Regions from separate parts of the Homo sapiens genome. Here region 2 is linked to region 1. The links are chromatin contacts, found by POLR2A ChIA-PET in ENCODE. All regions are on one chromosome and are shown on one strand. Each heading gives the region's core, a stretch centred on a gene start or an enhancer-like site at or near the end of the contact. The rest is flanking DNA. Distances are from core to core; before and after follow the strand shown.

Evidence for each region. ChIA-PET counts read pairs that join two places held with the same protein, here RNA polymerase II (POLR2A).
Region 2: POLR2A ChIA-PET joins it to region 1 with 11 read pairs in activated CD4-positive, alpha-beta T cell. The contact joins two enhancer-like sites. POLR2A ChIA-PET finds 5 or more read pairs at or near these places in 3 of 52 experiments (GM10248, PC-9 and activated CD4-positive, alpha-beta T cell).

What each region holds. Positions count from the first base shown.
Region 1 is chr1:112,870,984-112,874,146 of GRCh38, forward strand. All of the region lies in intron 1 of LINC01357 (long intergenic non-protein coding RNA 1357), which reads left to right. Among named protein-coding and RNA genes, the nearest start is that of MIR11399, 9.5 kb to the right of the region's middle. Within about 2 kb of position 1,319, at least 2 of the 41 ENCODE cell types and tissues checked have a DNase peak (open chromatin) inside an H3K27ac peak, as active enhancers do.
Region 2 is chr1:113,933,361-113,936,129 of GRCh38, forward strand. All of the region lies in intron 1 of HIPK1 (homeodomain interacting protein kinase 1), which reads left to right. Among named protein-coding and RNA genes, the nearest start is that of HIPK1-AS1, 5.2 kb to the left of the region's middle. Within about 2 kb of position 1,349, at least 2 of the 41 ENCODE cell types and tissues checked have a DNase peak (open chromatin) inside an H3K27ac peak, as active enhancers do.

The DNA.
Region 1 (3,163 bases), core at 69-2,568:
TTTCCTTTTCCCATCTCTCTCTCTCTCTCTCTCTCTCTGAGCCCCACCCCACTTTCCCTGCTGCCCCATCCTCTGTAATTCAGCTACAGCCAAGCTGTAGCTTTTCCTGTCTAGCCCTACCCAACTCAGGGACCCATTCTTCTCCCCATTTCAAGCCCCATAGGCCTCCTCAACTCTCCCTGGAAAGGAGAAACCGGCTCAAAGTGAGTTGAGTGGAGAATTGGGAAAGCTCTTTGAGACTTCTGGAGTTCCCAGTAGCAAAAGGAAACAGGATAACAAAACAGGGTGAAACCTGAATGATGGCATGGAGGGGCTGGTGGGGGTGCTCACAAGAGGTAGGATGGAAAAGAACTGAAAACAGAAAGTTGCCCTTACCTTCCCGGACTTGAGGGACCTGTGACTCTAGGCAATTGAGGGTAGTTGTCTTGCCAAGGTGATAGCATGTAATAGCCCATAATTACCCATAATGACTTCATGAGGCTCAGCCTAGGTGGGAGCCCAGGCATTTCAAGATAATGTCTTTTCTTCCCTTTGTATTCTGAGTGTGTTAGCTCCCTGCATGGATTGAAAGGTGCTTATTAACACAAGTGCCCTTGTTAATTAGGTTGGTTCTGACTTACGTGCTACTTATTAGATACTCAAGTCAATATGGATAAGTGTCCTGCTTCTGGGCCAGGGACAGAGAAAAAGCCAGAAAACCCACTTCTCCTCAAAAGGTGTCTCTGGTGTCCAGAAAGGACAGAGGATGCTTCATTTTTATGGTGCTGGGATGAGCTGAGGGAAGGGGAGAAGCAGGAGGCAAACCCTGGTGGGGGCGCTGCTGGAAGGAGACAGCTCACAGGACACCACCACCACAAGCTGAGCCTCCACTTTCCCATCTGTGATGTGGGGTTTAGAACCAGAGTATTGGCATGAGAAAGGATTAGAGATGAATGCCCACTTTTGTCCTTGTAAGAAAAAATTGTGGAACTTTGAAATTAAGTAGGAGTCCTGGCCTAAATAGTTCATCCTTCTAGATTATCTCTTTCTTTATCTCTTCCTAGTTTGTCTTTTTTTTTTTTTTTTTTTTTTTTTTTTTTGAGACGGAGTCTCACTCTTGTCGCCCAGGCTGGAGTGCAATGGCGTGATCTCGGCTCACCACAACCTCTGCCTCCCAAGTTCAAGCGATTCTCCTGCCTCAGCCTCCCAAGTAGCTGGGATTACAGGCGCCTGCCACCATGCCCAGCAAATTTTTGTATTTTTAGTAGAGACGGGGTTTCACCATGTTGGCTAGGCTGGTATCAAACTCCCGACCTCGAGTGATCTGCCCACCTTGGCCTCCCAAAGTGCTGGGATTACAGGCGTGAGCCACCACACCCGGCCCCTAGCTTTTCTTTGATTAGGATATTTTACCACTCTGTAGAGATAACAGTTGACTTGTAAAAATCTGGTAGTAAGACAGTTTCCTTCTAAAGAAATGCAAATTGCATCAATTGTACAGTGAAATGCAGTTGATTCTATTCCTTTGGTATGATAGGGTTCACGACATACTACTCCAAAATGTGGCACCTCGGCATTCGAGAAAACAAGAGAAGCTGGGAGGTTTCTCTGGCCTTCTCCCACTGTTCTCCCACTGTTCTCCCCTGAGGCAGGCCATAAAACTGAATTGAACTTCTCCTGAAGTAGGTCATAAGGCCCTCATTTCAGAGGGGTTCTCTCTATATCTGGAGAAAAGGAATAAAGACACAGAGATGCCAAGAAGAATCTGAACAAACAGGCCTTGCTAAGTTCCCCCAGTTCCCTCCCGCTCCTGTCTCTGACTCCTCTGCCTTTCCCAGAACACAGGGAGAGGCTTTCTCTGAAGTTCCCTTATCTGACCAAGGGAAGTTTCTTCAGAAGGAATGCAGTTGTCTTGGGCCCTCTCCCTACAATCTCATTAAACAGAGAAGATTAACTCACAGGAAAGGAGACTGGAGTTGACACCAAACCCAGAGCCCAGACGAACTTTGTGACACGATATTGCCTGTTCTTTGGGCCCATTCATTCCCCCTAAGAATCGTTTACTCTTTCTCTAAAATTGCCTAGAGCCCCCACCTCCCTTACTGCTATGAAGAGGGCATTTAAGCTTCAGCTATCTGGCCCTTTGAGTTTACTTTGTGTGACTCTCATTTGTGTAACTCTCTTGCACTTGCATATTAATGAATTCATCAGCCTTTTCTCCTGTTAATCTGCCTGTTGTCCATTTATTTCAGCAGATGCTATTATCAAACTTTCAGAGGGGAAGTGTAAACTTTCCTGCAATACACTTTTGGCTTTTGATCATACTTCTGCATGACTGCCCATAAAAATACACAGATTTTTCAGTTCTTTTGGGTCTTTGTTTCTGAAGGCTCCTGTGTTAAATAAAATTTAAACTTTGGTTAAATAAAACTTTGGTTAAATAAAGATGTATGTTTTTATCTTGCTGATCTGTCTTTTGTTATAGGGGTCACTGCCATGAACCTTGCAAAGATTAGGGAAAAGATAATACTTTATCACACATAAATATTGACCAGTTTTTTCAGTTCTTCGAGTTTTGCATCCACTTGTAAATGCATCTCAACATTCTTTATCTGACTCTAAACTTGATAGTTTTCTTTAAAATGGACTATAATATTCAAATTATATTAATGAGGGTTTCCTTATTAATTAATGAATTAAATGTTTTGCATTTTATATCTGTGTAACAGTATATCCTTTTAAAATATTAATCTTGTGGCCGGGTGTGGTGGTTCATGCCTATAATCCCAACACTTTGGGGGGCCAAGGCAGGCAGATCGCTCGAGCTCAGGAGTTCGAGACCAGCCTGGGCAACATGGTGAAACCCTGTCTCTACCAAAAAGTACAAAAAAAAAAAAAATTAGCCAGACGTGGTGTCACAAGCCTCTAGTCCCAGCTACTCAGGAGGCTGAGGTGAGAGGATCACCTGAGCCCAGGACGCGGAGGTTGCAGTGAGCCAAGATCATGCCACTGCACTCCAGTCTGGGTGACAGAGCAAGACCCCTCTCAAAAAAAAAAAAAATTACTCATTTAACATTCTACAGAAGAAGAAAAGTAGGCCCCAAGAGGAGGTGGGACTTACCTGAGATCACACAGCTCATCTGTCCCAAAGCATGACTAGAAGAAGCCAGGCCTCCTTTGGCTT
Region 2 (2,769 bases), core at 99-2,598, 1.1 Mb after region 1:
TGGAAGAGAAAGTGCCTGGGGAAAAGCGCAGATGAAACAAGGCTGTGCAAGTAATCGTGGTCCAGATCTTGCAAGGCCTGGTAATCCAAATTAGGAATTTTGGTGTTTGTCCTAAGGTTTTAAGTGGGGGATAGGTACACTTTTTTTTTTTCAGATGTGCATTTTTAAAAGCTTCAGTTGAGAGGTGAATAATGAATTGGGAGAGGGGAGCTTAGAAAAGGGGCTTGAGGCCAGCATCGTGGCTCACACCTGTAATCCCAGCACTTTTGGAGGCTGAGGTAGGTGGATCACTTTAGGAGTCTGAGACCAGCCTGAGCAACATGGTGAAACCCTGTCTCTACAAAAAATACAAAAAAATTAGCTGGGCGTGGTGGCATGTACTGGTAGTCCCAGTTACTCGGGAGGCTGAGGTAGGAGGGTGGATTGAGCCCTGGAGGTCCAGGCTGCAGTGAACGAACCATGATCGTGTACTGCACTCCGGTCTGGGTGACAGAGTCTCAAATAAAGGGGGGAAGTTGAGAGTACAATTTGGAGGAAACCAGTTAAGCTGTTTAAGTATGGGATTGTGCAGTAGGGGTGGAGAAAACTTAGGAGAGTAGAGAGAGATTTAGGTGTTCTGTTGGGAAGAATTTTCTTCCCAAACTTGTCTCACTTTGTTTTTACAGAAGATGTACTCTTATCATCTGTAAAAAATATGTATCAGAGTATGTGATAGACAATATGTATACCTGTGTTCATGTCATCTGAGGATAAGTGCTGGAGCAAGAAATCAATATATAGTACAGTTTTTAGGTCATTTGGCTAACCAGCTGTTAAATTGTATGAAAGAGGCAAAGATAACATTGAGCAAAAGCAACAGGAATTTATTACTGGTGTGTCAGGAAAAAGGTTACTGAGGGGTAAGGACAAATCAATGGAAAATGATTACCTGGGTTGTCTTATCCAACTGTTCCATTCAGGGTTATAATATTTGGATCCTTTTAATAAGATTATTTGCCTATAGTGCTTATAGTGTGGAGCACCCAGTAAATAATGTTAAATGGATGTGACCATGCCAGGGAGTGGGAAAGTTGTTAATCTGTTTTTGAAAGCCTTGGATTCTAGCTATTATCTTTTAGCAATAAGTACAAGTACCAATGATCTTTTGCCCATCATTGCTACTTTGGTATTAATGAACTGGGCAAATTTGTCATTATATTGAGATGGTTAAGTCCTTGGAAAGTCAGATTTGAAATGTAAAGACTTCATTTATTGCTGGAGTCAAGAGGCGCAGCATTTTCAGGAAGTCAAAAATAACTTTTTATGCCAGGTACGGTGGCTCATGCCTGTAATCTCAATATCGTGGGAGGCCAAGGCAGGAGGAGGATTGCTTTAGAGCAGGAGTTTGACACCAGCCTGGGTGACATAGTAAGACCTCATCTCTGAAAAAAAAAAAAAAAAAAAAAAAAAATTAGCCAACTGTGGCATGTGCCTGTAGAAATTAGCCAAGCGTCCTGGTGTGTGCCTGTAGTCCTAGCTACTTGGATGGCTGAAGCAGAGGATTGCTTGAGCCCAGGATTTCGAGGATACAGTGAGCTGTGATCACACCACTGCATTTCAGCCTCACTGACAGTGGTGAGAACCTGTCTCAAAAAAAAAAAAAAAAAAAGAATCAGCTGTTTTTTTTTTTTAAACCTTTATTTTAGGTTCAGGGGTACATGTGCTGGTTTGTTATATAGGTAATCTATATGTCACAGGGGTTTGGTGTACAGATATTTTGTCGTCCAGGTAATAAGCATAGTGCCTGACATTTATTTTTTCTGATCCTCTCCCTTCTCCCACCCTCCACCCTGAAGTAGGCCCCAGTGTCTGTGGTTGGCCTCTTTGTGTCCATGTGTTCTCGTTCTTTAGCTCCCACTTTTAAGTGAGAACATGCAGTACTTGGTTTTCTGTTCTGTGTTTGTTTAGGATAGTGGCCCTCCAGCTTCATCCATGTTGCCTGTTGCTGCAAAGGACATGGTCTTGTTCTTTTTTATGGCTGCATAGTATTCCATGGTGTATATGTATCACATTTTCTTTAGTCTACCATTGATGGGCATTTAGGTTGAATTTCATGTCTTTCCTATTGTGAATAGTGCTGCAGTGAACATATGCTTGTGTCTTTGTGGTAGAATGATTTATATTCCTTTGGGTATTTACCCAGTGATGGGATTGCTGGATCTAATGGTAATTCTGTTTTAAATTCTTTGAGGAATTGCCACATTGCTTTTCACAATGGGTGAACTAATTTATACTCCCATCAGCAGTATAAGTGTTCCCTTTTCTTCACAACCTTGCCAGCATCTGTTATTTTTTGACTTCTTAATAATATTCATTCTGACTGGTGTGAGATGGTATCTCATTTTAGTTTTGATTTGCATTTCTCTAATGATTAGTGATGTTGAGCAATTTTTCATATGCTTGTTGACTGCAAGTGTGTCAAAAATAGCTTTTTAATTTATTGAGTTGCTATTCACATTGAATTGAAAATATCTGTAATTTGCCTCACAGATTCTGATATATAGTAAGTTTTCCACAGATGTTAATTCTGTTTTTGTTGTTGTTGTTGTTTGAAAGCTCTCCACCTAGGAAGAGAATTGCCTCCCCACTTGCAAAGGCAAGTTTAATAGAACATAATATCTTTATCCTGTGTCTAGAAATTGCTGTTTTAGCTGAGTTTCAGAGTAGAATATAAATAAGAGTCTGTTGGTTTTTCTAGGCCATTGTGATTCTGTATTTTCTTCTCACCTT